Linked DNA regions of Homo sapiens: region 1 is linked to region 2. The links are chromatin contacts, found by Hi-C or POLR2A ChIA-PET in ENCODE. All regions are on one chromosome and are shown on one strand. Each heading gives the region's core, a stretch centred on a gene start or an enhancer-like site at or near the end of the contact. The rest is flanking DNA. Distances are from core to core; before and after follow the strand shown. Region 1 has its middle 34 kb from the start of ZBTB7C. Region 2 overlaps ZBTB7C (zinc finger and BTB domain containing 7C).

Region 1 (7,548 bases), core at 11-2,510, 390 kb after region 2:
AAGTAATACAGGCTTAACAGCTCTAGGTGGGTAACAATTGTTTCCATTGTGGATATTTTAGATCTAACACTGCTGCAGAACTGGTAGATGGAGATGTCCAATAAGTACAGTGACAAATGCAGGTCAAAAGAGAATTGGAGCTGGAAACATACTTGGGGAGTCCTTGGTGGGTGGAATTAAGTTCCCTGATATGTGCTCTCGAGACCCTCTCCCCACTTCCCATCATGGAGCTTGTCATGATGGATTGAAACCACTTGTTTTCTCTTTAGGCTGTGAATCCTATGACGATGGAGGCAGTCTTGTTCTCCACCGTATTCTTTGTGTCTGGACTGAGGACCTGGATTATTGAGGACCTAATAAAGCAAAGATGATCAAGAACAGGTTCTTAGGGAACATCAAAACTAAAGGGCTAGATAGCAAGAAAAGACCATCAAAGGAGCTGTCAAAGTAATCACCAGAGAAAGAGAAGCGTTATGGGATATGGAGTCCCTGGACCCAAAGAGAGAGAGAATTTCTAGAGTAGAGGGTGGTGCAGTGGTCAAGATGTTCTTGTCCTAGATAGCTTTTGCACCTGCCCCTTCCCAGCCCAGCCCTCTCTAGAGAAACCGCCCAGTGCACAGGTACCACACCTCTCCCCTTCTCCACAGAGGCTGATTAGACCAAGGATGGACACCTGACCCAAGGCTGTGTTCACTAGTGGTGAGGTTTTAAGGGAAAGTAGAGGGAGGGAGAAGTCAGTATCATGACAAGCCAAAGCCTTGTGACATTTACGAGTGACAGGGACTCTGGATAAACAAAGGAAACTCATAATGGACAGAAAGAGAGAATGAAGCAGACAGGCCATCTCCATTCCAGATAACTTTCCAGCTTCCAGCTTCAGCCCCTGCAAGACCCAGCCTCATCTTAGGTTTCATAGGATCCAATAAACTCCCTTTTTCTTAAGCTCATTTGAATGAATTTCAGTTCTTCCTACCTACCTGACTCCAACTAGAACTGTCTTTACATCTGCTATTTACATAATAATTTAAGGGAAATCAAAAGTCTATGGATTTAGAAAACTCTTTCCTTTAACTGGAGATCATCAGGAATCCTCCACTCATATTAAAAATATAATCTTCGCTTATAGTTGGAACACCCCCATTTCGAATTTTCAAGCTGGAGGAATCTCAGAATAGGACAGCGAGGAGGTTGACGGCCTGCAGTCATGTGCTAGTTAGTATCCTAGGAAGGACTCAATTACAGAATGCCTGACTCCAGTCCAGGGACCTTGCCACAACCTTACCCCATCCCCGCCACCCCTGGGCTCAGGGAAACAAATCCCAATTCATTGCTTAATCGGGCTGAGGACTCAGCCCCACCAGTCCTCCACCGAATCTAACTACAGGAGGAAATGCTCCAAGTCCTCGGCTGAGTTCTCCGTAGTCAGACCCCTCTGTCAGGAAAGTGGCTTAAATGAATTTAAACCCACCCAGGTTGGCCTGTGAGGGCTGTTCCATTAAAGCTGAAGGCCAGGCAGGATTCCGCTTGTTGAAATCTGTGTTCCTTTTGTACACTTTTAAAGTCACATCTGGTGCTGACCTTAGAAACAGCACTTGTGTGCTGAATGAATGCAGTGTGACTGCGTGTGCTCAGGGTTTTGGGACTTCTCTGAAAGGCGCTCCCAACCCTCCCAAACTGGCACAGGATGTCCGGCCGTGGTCGGCTTCCTCCACCGCGGCAGAGGATGCCAACTGAAACACGACCTCCTGCCAAGACTCTGGGACCACGCTCAGATCCAGGTCCCTGGGGGCAAAAGGCAGCTCTGTGCCAAGTTCTCCAAAGCCCGGCTCCTCCCGGGCTCTCATCCTGAAAGTGCTCTGGCCTCCTCTTTGGAAAAGGCCCATCAATCTTCTGAGGATTTCTGACACCGGTCGGAGCGCTGGAAACTGCAAGCCCTTCTCAGTCTGTCAGCTGCCTCACACTCTCCAGCCCGGCGAAGCTGTGTGCAGTGTCTGGAAAAGCAGTTACTGGTTTGGTTGTGGTCTGCCTTTGCAGCTGAGCTGGTTCCAAGTGCCACGTCCTCCACCGGCTGCTCTGGCCCAGGACACTCAGGAAAGGTGACAAGGCGGCCCCCTTGCACACTTGCCTGGAGCTATGCTCCCTCCATTTCTTGGAATCCAAGTATATTTTCTTTTGTGGAATGAATGAATACAAAGGGTGCCACCCCTTTGCCCAGCCCCCCATCTGAAATTCTTCCTCCAGCTGTCTCGATAGCGATGCTTGACAGACTGGAGGAGAATAGTTTGAATGAAGCTTCCCAGTGCAATATTTCCCTGGGCTTGAGTTGAATTGATCTAGCCTGTGATGCCATTTATCTTCACAACCTTCTTAGAGAGGAGCAGGGGAACAAATCTCTTTCGTTCGCATATGGGGAAACTGAGACTAAGGGAAGCTACAGAGACAACTGTAGGGAAAAAGCCAGCAGAGCAGGGCCAATCTGAGAAAATGCATGCTGATGAGATAGTCTTTTCCTGAGGGATTTACACAATCACTGGGCATAGAGGACAACATGGGAGGGGACTTAGGAAGAACTGGAGATGGGCCCCCTTACAAAATTCGTTTGGGTGAACTCAAATTTAAACGTGCACCCCCACCTCCAAGTCTGGTACTCTTGTGCTGGTGCCCCAAAACCTAGGACAGGAGATGGCAGCTCCAGCGAGGTTTCCCTGATCACTCCTGTCCCCATCCAGCCCTCCCCTCTAAGCTATTCTCTCAATCACAGCCTGAACCACCCTTCCTTCTTTATGGTTTTTTACTGTTTTCAAATTCATGTTGGTCTTCTCTCACTCAGCTAGATTACTTGCTGCTTCTCAAGGGATGGACTGTGCCCTAGATTTTAGAAACCCCAACCCTTCTGGGTTTTCTCTTTGTTTTCTCACTGTTTGCCAAATGATGGTGTCACACACACAGCCCCAGGGGCAGGATCAAAGAAGGCAGTCACTTGGGACTTGGGGGAAAGCAGTCTTGTTTTCCATGAGAAACAACCAGGGGGAGAAAAAAATCAATGTCTGAAATAACTGTTGAGAAAGAAGTGTGGCTTTCTCTTGGAGTCATAGAAAGTGGTTCTGATGTCAGCCTCACACGTAAGAGAATGGATCCAGGGTGAATCCCTAGTAGCTGGCTGAGGCTGACTCAACCCACAGGGAGCTGCCCAGCACATCAAGTATGTGGATTCTCCAGCAGCTACTCCTGCCAGAAACTTCTACCTGTGCCTATTATGCCCATGGCCCCATGATCTCCTGGAACAGCAACCCGAGGGGCCTACCTACCATGTTTCAGCCTCACAGCCAGCCAATTTCACCTCCCTGGCACTACCCATAGTAAATGCCATGAAGGAGACTCAGACTCAGGGGACCACAAATCTGCCCCATCTTGAGCAAATGATTTCCATTCTCTGGCTCTTGGTGTTAGTATCTTTGTAAAACAAAAAAATCAGACTAGCTGATCTGTGAGGGACCCTCTACCTCCAAAACTGCATTGTCTAGACTGGCAGGGAGTGTGTGGGTTTGGTTCTTATTTGGTTGGTTATCTTGTGTATGTCTTGGCCCATGCATGGCCACTTTGGCCCAGGGTGGAGAGCATCATTATCTACACCAAGTACTCTGTAACTAGAGAGTGACTATGTTGCTCCCCTCCAGGGAGGCCAGGGGTGGGCCTAAGGCATCCCAAAAGATGTGTGAAATGTCTTTGAAGTCAATAATTTCCCTTAGAAATTCATGTATATTTTGCATTCTTTTCTATATTATTACTGAGTTGCTTAATATAGGAATTTTTGTCCCCAAATCTTAGGATAAAGTGACCCTCCAGGAGGATGCTTCTTGCTAAAAGAAGCTTGTTTGAGCTTCCTGTAATGAACTGCTACATACTCCTGAAACGGGTTTAAGAAGCACTAATCTGGCCAGGCATGGTGGCTCATGCCTGTAATCCCAGCACTTCGGGAGGCCGAGGCAGGCAGATCATGAAGTCAGGAGATTGAGACCATCCTGGCTAACATGATGAAACCCTATCTCTACTAAAAACACAAAAAAATTAGCCAGGCGTGGTGGTGGGCACCTGTAGTCCCAGCTACTTGGGATGCTGAGGCAGGAGAATGGCATGAACCCAGGAGGTGGAGGTTGCAGTGAGCCAAGGTCACGCCACTGCACTCCAGCCTGGGTGACAGAGCAAGACTCCGTCTCAAAACAAAAACAAAAACAAAAACAAAAACAAAAAAACAAAAAAGAAGCACTAATAAGCACTAATCTGTGGGTGTTTGCAGGAACACCCAGGGCTGAAAATTCATCTTTTGATCCATCCAGGAATCCCTTCTCAGATATTCATCCTTTTCTGTTAAAATGCAAATTCCCTTGGGAAGGGGCTAAAAGTTAGAAAAAAACTGAGACAAATACAAAATTCTTTACTTGTGTCTGAGAGTCAATTACAGCAGGACAGTCCGTGGCTCTTTGGATCAGCAGTGGCTGGTGGCTGAGGATTTTGGTAAACTTCAGTTGAGTCAACACTGTGATTTGACTGTGTCCTTCAGAGCAAGAAGGACTTAGTCTCAGCACTAAGCAGGCCTCCTGGAGAACTGCATTCAGAGCTGGAACCATATGTCAGAGGGATTTGGACTAAACAGCAATGATCTGGACAGAGATCACGGACGTATGTCACATGGGGAATGAATGGAGAGATCAGGATGGGAGTGGGCTGGGAGATGCTCCCAATAGTCATCATGGGAATGGGTTTTTGATTTGTGTAGCTCCAAAGGGCAGAACCTAGACTAGCACTCCTGCATTTTAGGAGTGCAGATTTTAGCTCAGCAGAGGGAAGCCCAGCACCTTGTGAAATGGGGATGGGCTGCCTCTGTAGAAAGAGGGTGCCCTGGTCCTGGGAGAGTCCTCCTATCAGTGGGGTGCTGGAGGGTCACTGGGTTATGGGATCCTTTAAAAGGGTGAGGTGCACATGGAAACACAGCTTCTAGATCCCCTTCAGGGAAGGGCTCGCTATCCAGCTGTGGGGAGTGTGGTCCGCAGAAAGCCTCCAGGGTCAGCTCTTCAGGGTTGGCCTCCCCTGCAGGGAGCCTCCTCTCCTGGGGCACTTGCATCTGGTGACTGAGAGAGGTCTGGACAAGCACAGAAGCCTGGACATCTAGGCAAGAGCTAGGCTGGCTAAGGCTTTGTTTGGTCTGCCTCCCTGTTTGATGTCTTCTTCTGTACCCCAAACTCCATCCCAGTGTGTACTTGGGAAAAACTCTACCTGAGACAAAAGCATACAACATGGGATGGGTCATCCTGAGATTCTAGGGATCCTACTATTATTCGTCACTTACACCTGATTGTGAATAAATTCACTGAAATCTTTGCAGGGAACAAGTTTATACAGGTGTAGCTTAAGGAAACGAAAGGGAAAAGAGTCACAAGACAAGTAGGTTAAGAGATAAGGGACTGAAGTTTATGCTTTAAATGTGTGGATTATATCTCAATAAAATGTTCTTTTTTTAATGTTTAAAGAGAGAGAGAGAGAGAATGAAGCTGATCTAAGATGTCCAGACCCTCCCAGGCTGTGCTAGGGTACAGGTACTCTAGCACTGCAGCTGGGTATCAAGAACTGGAAGGACTTGTGCAGGACCCTTGGCTTCTCAGCAAGGCTGTCCCCACGAAGCAGATTTCACATACCCATAGCACACCCAAGGCATGGCTAGCATCCCTTGGGGGCTCTGCTGGCCCCACCATCACCACAGTGAAGCAAGGAGGAGCTCTCCTGCCAGCCACATCCCAAGGCTGCTATTGTGTCCTCCTCCAGCAGGGGTCAGCAGACTGTTTCTGTAAAGGGCCAGAGAGCAAACATTCAGTGTAGGTGGGGCAATATGGTCTCTGTTGCAACTGCTTAACCCTGCTGCTGTAGCACAAAAGCAGACATAGATAGTAAGTAAATGAATGTGCATAGCTGTGTTCCAATAAAACTTTACTTACAAAAACAGGCAACGGACCAGATTTGGCTTAGGTATATAGTTTGCTGACCGCCGTCCTAAAATCATGGACCTGCCTAGTTGGAAATAATCCCAGGCCACAGAACAGGAAGGTTTTCTCTACTTGGAATCCACAAAAGCATCATGTTTCTTGTCTTCCAGGCTTTGCTGGAGAAATGGAACCAAATGTTCTATATATGTTTGACATACATTAAAGTTCAACTGGGAACAGAGATTCACAGGATATGGTTCCTGCTCTTCAGGTCCCCATGTAAATAAGGAGGTAATTCTCATTCAGTGTGATAAACACATGGGAGATGTGGGTACATATGTGTATGTTTGGGCTAAAACCACCACTAGCCAATGTCGCCAGGGTTTGGATAATTAACTTTGGGGGCCTGGGTCAGTTGACCCTCATGGTGGTTAATAAAGTAGTATCTGTAGTCACTTCTAGCTGTGGTCTTTACACATCTACAGAGGACTTGCCTTTTTCTTTTTTCTTTTTAAATTATTTTTTCAAAATTAAAAAAAAAAAAAAACTTTAAATAGAGACAGGATCTCCCTATGTTGCCCAGGCTGGTCTTGAACTCCTGGGCTCAAGGGATCCTCCTGCCTCAGCCTCCCAAAGTGCTAGCATTACAGGCGTGAGCCACCATGCCCAGTCACCTTTTTCAAATTAATCTTGGAAACAAAAACATAATCCCAGTTTGACACTGAGACAGAGCCCACAGGTATTGTTTTGGTGCATAGGCCACAGAACCGGAGAGTTGTCACAGCCATTGCATGGGAAGGCCACGGGCTGGGTGTGGCTCCAGATCCACGTTCTCGCGTCCTGGGCCTGCTCAGTGTGTTTCGGCTCCTGTGTATGCTTTTCTCTCTGCAGTGCCACGACATCCGACCCCGGCCTTCTCAGAGGACGCTAACCCGCCTGCCCGCCCGAGACTGCCAGCCCTGTCTGTGGGTGCCCTCTGGTGGCCTGTCGGCTGGAGAGCCTCGGCGCCTGTTAAGGCAATCAGTCAGGGAGAAGGAGGAAGCGTGAGACTGAGTTGCAGACATTTCCACCAGCTCCTCCTTTGCCAACACAAACCCAAGCCTCCCCCTAGGGATTTTGGAGTGCATTCAGAGCTTGGGGAAAGAATCATTTTCATTCCTAATTCGATACCCTTCATTTTTTCAACCGGGATGGTTCACATGATCAAACCGCACAAGAGGCCGCCGCTCTGTGTTCTGCTTATGGCCGAGAGGGCACGGCGGCTCCCCAGGGCACTCAAGATCTGAGGGATCTGGGGGCGCAACAAGTTAAGAAGCAGCTTTGAATATCTTCCTGGGGAGGCAATTCTTGCGTCTAATTTTCCGCTGCGCTTCTTGTTCCTTCGATGTCTACTGCAGTGGGGGTCTCAGTGGGAATGGACTAAGGATGCAGGAAAAGTATGGGGGTCTGAGTACAGGCAGGTACAGAGCTGACTCGGCTCCGCAAACACCGTAGAAACTAGTCCCGGTTCTCCCACCCATCTATTCACATGGCTGGAGGACTTAGCAAGGCCCTGGAGCACACTGGTTGA
Region 2 (7,037 bases), core at 2,332-4,831:
TCATCATGTGATAGGATGGTTACGAGAAATCTGATAACATCATGACCATGAGGAGCCAGAAGCGCAAAGTGGATCTGACGATGGGGACAGAACCCACCCTGTGACCCTGGACTTGAAGGCTGGTTTTCCCAGCAGTGACTTCTCACTGCGCCTTGGTTTGTGGCCTTTGTTCCATTCCTGGAGAAACAGATGTAACCATGGTAGCTCAAGGCTGTTTTTCCAGGCAGGAGACTAACCTCAGTGGCAGGGATTGGGAGGGGTGAGCTGCGGTCAGGAGGTGAGGGCTGCCACTTGCTGTTTCATTGTCTTTTTGGGAAGAAGTGTCCCCACCCTGCATGCTGGGAGCTTCCCTGGTGACCCTAAGATTCCCATGCCCTGGTGGGCCAGTAGACAGCAGTGTCCCAAAGGGGATGTCATGCTCCTGCCCCCATGCCTTCCATCCCTTTGCCTCCCATCTTCTAAGCTAAGGCAGTTCTGTCTCCAAGAATAACATGCACAAGGAAAAAAATTCCACACACACACACACACAGACACACATGAGAAACAAAACAAAACACTCAACAGCTAGAAGAGGCTTGATGTGAAGTATGAACCTTTGGTAGGAAGGAGCTAGAAAAAAAATAGAGATGAAAATAAAGGAGAAAGATGGGAAGAGGAGATGAGGAGCTCAGAAATGGAAGAAAGAGGTTAAAGAAGAATGCAGGCGGGTTGAAACCTTCTTAGATGTGGCCACTATTCCAGAGGACATCCCCTGGGCCTCTGCCTTCAGTGGAAGGTTCTAGAACCCGGGTAAGTCCAAGCAACCCTGTCTGAAAAAATGGCACTTCCCTCTCTGGGCCTCAGTTTGTTCAACTGTAAAATGAGAGCATCTGTCCTCTCAGAGAGAGACTGTGCTCCCCTCTCTCCCTACCAAGGGGCCAGCAAGCTAGTGAGCTTTTGCAATAATAGCTACCATTTATTGAATGCCACTTGTCACGTCAGTCATCACACCTCTAATCCTTTCTCAAGCAACACAACTCTGAAAGATATAGATTTTTATCAGCACCTCCAATTTACAGATAATAAAACAGGTATGGAGAGGGCAGGTAGCTTGCCCATTGCCACCCAGCCAGCCAATGTCTGAGCCAGGATTTGAACCCAGCTGCGTTTGATGCCAAAGCTCATATTTGTTCCCCTTCACCATGCTGCCCCCTGGGAAGTCCAATTCAAGGGCAGGGGGATTTGGACCCTTCCCCTGGGAGGCTGACTCTTAGTCTAGGGGTTTAATCAGAGCCAGCCTGGAAAGATGAGCAGAGGGGGCTGAGACCCAAGCTTGCCAGGTGACTAAGGAGTATGGAGTGCAAATGAGTGGTATGGGCAGAAAGGTACCGATCCCTGTGGGCTGGGGGTCAGGGAAGGCTTCTAGGAACAGGGGCCTTGTCTGAGCTGTGAAGAGTAGAAAGCATTTTGTTGGGCAGAGGGGGCAGGAAGAACATGCTCTACATCATTTGAATCCGGAATGGATCTGGAGAGCTTTAAATCCCTTCTGAAAATAGGCTTAACCTGGATTCCCCAAGTGGGATCAAACAAATTGTCCTCAGCTGGTGCTGACACTGTGCCTGGAGTTGACTGAGGAGGTTGAGGGTGAGGTCCCCGCTCTCAGATAGCCTGGGCTGACATCTTCGCTTCACCACCCCATGACCTGTGGGACTTGGTAATTACCCTCCTTGAGCTGGGTTTCCTCATCTGTACAATGAGGATGAGTTGCCATGAGGATCAAATGAGGTAATGCACACAAATTGCCTCCTGATATGTAGTCAGTGCTCAACCAATGCTAGCAATTGTGAAGTCCAGGAAGGATGCAGACATCTTATGGGTGTTTTTGCAGGGATGGGGCCATAACAGAAACCAATTTGCCTTCTGCACAGTTTTGCAGAGATCTACGCTATTGAAGACACTCCCTGAGAAGGGTCCTTACAGGCTCCCAGGGCTCTCCCCTGGCATCTGTTCGGAGCATCACCATCTTCTAAGGTTTTTTCATACCTCCTTGTCTCAGGTACTTCTAACCCAAAGAGCTTGGCAAGGCTGGTACAAATTTTACGTCCATTTTACAGATGAGAAAATTAGGCACAGAACGAAGCCCATGCCCCAGGCCACATGGCAAATCAGTGTCAGAGCTAGAATTAGAACTAGGATGTTTTAACCCATTTATGCCTAGTGTTCCATTATTGGAACACTAAGCTTGTGGGAGTTATTTATAGCCTACTGCTCAAGGTCATCGCCAAAGTCTGATTTTTCACAAAAAGATTCTCAACCTCTTGCATAAATAGGTTAATGCCCAAGCCTGTGTCCCCTCTGTTAGACCACAGTGCCCCCAACTAGGTGCAAGCCTGCCTGGCTAGTAAAGGACTCGTGTTCTAGTCTTAGTTTTACTAGGAACATGAAGTGCTGGTGTAGGCAAATTATATACTTCTGCTGCCTCAGTTTCCTTATCTAGGAAATGGGGAAGTAATTGCATGGATCTCGCCGAGTGGTATGTGAGTGGAATGAGTCAGCCTGAGGTTCCAGGCACACTTGGGTTATTTGGAAGTCCCATTCCCCCAGTGAGATCACCTGCTTCAAGGCAGGGTCTATTTCTTGTATTTCTGCATTACTCCCAGGATGCCAGCAAGTAGGAACATGGTAGACACTGTATGAATGAGATTGGTTCAAATAAACAAAGGGGATAGCTTTGAAATCACAAAAGGCAGTGGGATGGCCCCAGCCCTCTGCCGTGGGATACCTGACATTTGAACAGAGCCCTATCATTCATAAGGTGCTTATATTAATTCATTTCATTCTTCTGCTGGTATTATGATCCCTGTTATGGTAATCAGAGAGGCTAAGTGACCTGCTCCAAGTCACGCAGCTAGAAAACAGCAGGGTGGGAACTGGATTTCTGCTTGAGTCCCATTGCTTTCCTGCCCTTCAAGAATAGAACTGTTGGTGCAATTCTATTGCTATGATCCACAAGTCTGGTGCCTCCCTGAATCCTGCTCAGCTCAGCAAATCTGGGCTCAGGATGGTGGTTCCATCTGCCAAATCCCCAGGGCAAGCTGGCCCCAGCCAGCCGACTCCCACTATCCCGGAAGCTGTCCCCACCCAGTCTCCAGCCTCCACCTCCTCCCATGCCCAGGCCTGGAGCTTCACAGCCACCTGGTGGAATTAGTGGCTGAGGTGGGGGTGGGAGGTGTGCTGCATGGGGTGAGAAGGGATGTGGATTTCCTCTCCAGATGTGGGAATGAGGTTGGGCAGCGGCTACCTGCGTTCTTTGAGCAGGTCTTTACTCGTGGTCTGTAGGCACTGAAATCCACAAAGGGGTGGTGGGTTAGGGCAGGATAAAGGGTGGGAGACCTGGCCCAAGCAGCTGGCCAGCCCTAGATCTCTGCTGGGCACACCCACCCAGCCCTTGGCAGTTTCCCCAAGCAAGGTGGTCACACCCCTTGGCCCTGGAATGCCCCTGGGCCTTGGCTGCCCCAGAGGCTGGAACCAGACATGTGGGCTGGGAGGCTGGGCAGGGCTACTTCAACTTTTAGCCTGTGCCCTGCCCGCCACGAGCACCCCAGGCAGAGCGCCCACACTGGGTAAAGCCGGCCCCACCTGCTCTGCCACCCTGCCAGGACACGCCTAGAGCCCGCAGTCCCCAGCTGAGCCTGGCCCACTCAGCCCCTCAGGGTTTCTGTGCGATTTGCTCTGAGCTTTCTTCCTCTGCTAAGGGCAATGGCCATCCAGGTGTTCCCTTACAGCTGGAATGCAGGCCCTTCCCACCTCACACAATTGTGCACCCCCTCCTCTTTCCCTGCAATGTCCAGCCCCCTTGACAAGACAAGCAAGGGCCCAGAAGAGGCCAGACCCAGGAAGCAGGCACCCCTGGGTTCTCATCCCAGTCACAGACAGATTTTCTCTGCCCCTACATCTAAGGTCTGAGTTTTTTTTCTGCAACCAGTCACTCAAGTCTCTGCTTCATGGTTCTCTGCTGAAACCCCCTGGGTTAACAATGCCACATGCCTGTTGAGCTTTACTTTCAGGAAAGCTTGTTCACAGGCATTTTTCTTCATGTTTTCCTAGGATCCCTGTGTACATAAGGAATTATTTTGCCTATTTTGCCAACGAGAAACCTAAGCTCCTGCTGGTGAATTGATTTGCCCAAGGTCACAGAACTGTGTAAGTGACAGAGGTCCCAAACCTCCTGCTGGTCACCTAGGCTCTGCCCCCTGTATGAGGCTGTATCCCCTGTTGACCTCCAGCCCCAACATCATCGCCACCTCTTCAACCCTTTCTCCATCTCCTCTACACCAGCATTGGTTTGATTTTATCAGAACAAGGTCTAAGATCCCCATAGAGGTTTAGAGTAGGGCAAAAGCCAGGGTGCGCTTCTCTAGGCTGGACTTGAAGGGTACCGAAGAGCGTAGCCCAAGGGATGGGCAGATGGGTGAGGAAGAATGAGGGGAAGCCTCACACCTGGGCTTTGGGGATAGAAATGGGTGTGGGATTCAGGCTGAGGGTACATGAGTGTCAGAGCTGCTCAGTCACACCTAGAGGACCCCCTTCGTCTATGTAGAGGCTGCCTGAGGCCTCTGGGGCAATCTGAAGTGGATGTGCCAGGACCACTGCCCTCATCCCCTCATCCAAGGGGTGGCTTGGAGCCTTTTACCTTTCAAAGCACTTTGACCTCTTTGGTGGCAGGCCAGGCGGAATTATGCCTATTTGACAGATGAGGAAACTAAAGTGAAGGTGAGGCTAAGGTCACAAAGTGATGGGATGAGAGTGGGGGCGCTCGCATCTTCCCTGAGGCCATTGCTTTTGCTAATGCACCATGCAGGGGACTTGCAAGAAAGACAGAAAAAGTGGGTTCCCTACGGGGCTGCCTGGCCTCAGTCACAAAGTGAGGGCTCGTTTCAGTTTGCTAGGGTGCAACTGCAGGGTCAAGAGCTGGCGGGACACACCAATGGAGAGGAGTGCCACCGCAGATGGCTGGCACCCTGGCCGGGTTGGCCATGGAAGTCTGCGGCAGGCAAATCAAATGGTGCCCCTTCAAGCTGTTGTTCTTTAATTATTTTTTCATCCTTTATTTTCTAGGGGGCAGTGGGGGGAGACTTGTTTTCTTTTAAGAAAAGTTGCACACCTCTTTCATGTTCAAAATAAAGGATTTACTACTTGTGTTTATTACAGGCGATTTCCTGAGCCAGAAAACTTCTTGGGAGGCTTATTAAACCTTATTAAACCACTGAAAATTTAGATAATAAAATAAATCACTCGTCTCCCATAAACAGCACTAGGCCACGCGTTACTGAGTTTCATACTCCCAATGGCCTCAGGCTGCCTTCACAGGAGATGTCCCCTTCTGGTGTTGGATGGCTCCCTGGAGGGTGGGGCTGTGGTGGAAGGGTGGGACAAGCATCAACCCATGAGAGCACTATTCTTTGTAGCCATTTCTGCCCAAAGGGGCCATCTCCTCTAGTAGAGTGGAAATGGTTTAGATTTTGCTAGTTATTGAAGAGGTTGTGTGTGGATAACTGGGCTAAGTGGTACCATATTTTGACCCTTCCTGGGGATATTTTGGCATCTGTTCTAGAAGGCATTAAGGTGCTCCACAGCTGGCTAGCCTCTGAGTGTGCTGTCTGCATGCCTCTTCTACCCACGTGCCAAGGGCTCCCAGTGCTGTGGGTAGGGCTCTGGAAGCTGAGTCCATTGCTGCTGGCCCTGGGGACTTTACACCAGGCAGAAAGGAAAGCAGAGGCCAGGTGAGGGGGCCATAGTTGGAGCAGAGAAAGGCCGGGAGCATGAGGAGCAAAGGCTGGGAAGTACCCAGGTGTGCAGTCAGCAGACAGCAGGCCAAAACCCTCTGGGGGAGGAATTATAGTTAAAATCCTAGCTCTGCTCTGCAACTGCTTCATGTGACCTTGAAGCGGCCGGGTCCCTGTTTGAGCTTCAGTTTCTTCTTTTATATAAGACTAGCTGGTTGTGAATGTCCCTTGCTGCCCACACATGAATCCATTTCAATATTTTGGTTCCAGGATAGATCCTTGGATTCTGAGGTCATGCACAGCTCGACTTCAGATGTCTTGGGGCTGCTGCATCTCACTTTGGGTTTCCTGTGACCTTGACTTTGCCCTCTTTCTCCTCCCACCCCCTTCACTTTAGTTCTCTCTGGGACCCTGCCAAGTTACACAGGAAAATACATGTGAACACACGTTGGACTTTCAGATGACGAGTGTTCTACAAGGTCAAGGTGGGGTTATTATTTGACCACAGTGAGTAGAGTGATGACGACTCAACAGGTTGGTAAAAGTGCTTGATGCGTCCCTTCCGCCTGCCCCAGAGGAAAAGTGAGGAGGCAGCTTCCATGTCTGTCTTCCCATCGCCCCTACAGTGGCCAAGAATGGGCATGGAGTTGGGAGCGGCCGCTTCTGCAGAATGTGCACAGATTCATTACAGACACCCCACAGGCCTTGCATGCGCGGGTTGGGGAATGGACAGGAACACAACTCATTCTCCCATAATGGTGACTTCAGGTATGCTGCACAGAGACACAGTAAACAGGTGATGGAAGGACCAATTCTGAGATTCCTTCACCTTTGACTGAATCAAACTGGTCACTGAGATGTACTCTGGGTGCCCATTAGGTACCAGTCGCTGTCCTAAATATTTTACATTTATATTTATATTTATATTTGCATTTATATTTCTCTCATTTCATCCTCTCAAAAACCCCATGAGGTGGCTACTGTCATCATTATCACCCCATTTTTCAAGTAGGGAAACTGAGGTAGAGCCGAGGCTTGAACCTAAGCAGTCAGGTTCCGGGTTTCCTAAGCAGTCTGCAACTGTCTCTCTCAGCTACTGCAGTATTTACCCATTTAGCTAAGTGCTGGAGAAACATGGATGAAAGAGATGGAGCTCCTGGTCTTAAGAAGCCACAGAAGAGTGGGAGAGACAGTAAAGACAAGACCTAAAATGAGTGCTAAGTGCTGGTTCATGGAGGCAGATGGGGTGCCTGGGGTCAGAGGACGGGGACT

Evidence for each region. A loop is a pair of places that touch in the nucleus more often than their neighbours do. ChIA-PET counts read pairs that join two places held with the same protein, here RNA polymerase II (POLR2A). Pooled maps may share reads with other maps.
Region 1: a map of motor neuron shows a loop between it and region 2 (3-fold over the local background). The contact joins two enhancer-like sites. A Hi-C loop is called at or near these places in 103 of 168 maps with a recorded cell type or tissue (A673, CD4-positive, alpha-beta T cell, GM12878 and 55 more), 35 of 37 single-sample maps with no recorded cell type and 47 of 50 pooled maps. POLR2A ChIA-PET finds 5 or more read pairs at or near these places in 2 of 52 experiments (HCT116 and WTC11).

The regions. Positions count from the first base shown.
Region 1 is chr18:48,439,836-48,447,383 of GRCh38, forward strand. No RefSeq gene overlaps it. Among named protein-coding and RNA genes, the nearest start is that of ZBTB7C, 34 kb to the left of the region's middle. RefSeq lists an enhancer at 5,703-5,997. Within about 2 kb of position 1,261, at least 9 of the 41 ENCODE cell types and tissues checked have a DNase peak (open chromatin) inside an H3K27ac peak, as active enhancers do.
Region 2 is chr18:48,046,827-48,053,863 of GRCh38, forward strand. The region is part of intron 3 of ZBTB7C (zinc finger and BTB domain containing 7C); the gene reads right to left. Among named protein-coding and RNA genes, the nearest start is that of ZBTB7C-AS1, 110 kb to the right of the region's middle. Within about 2 kb of position 3,582, at least 2 of the 41 ENCODE cell types and tissues checked have a DNase peak (open chromatin) inside an H3K27ac peak, as active enhancers do.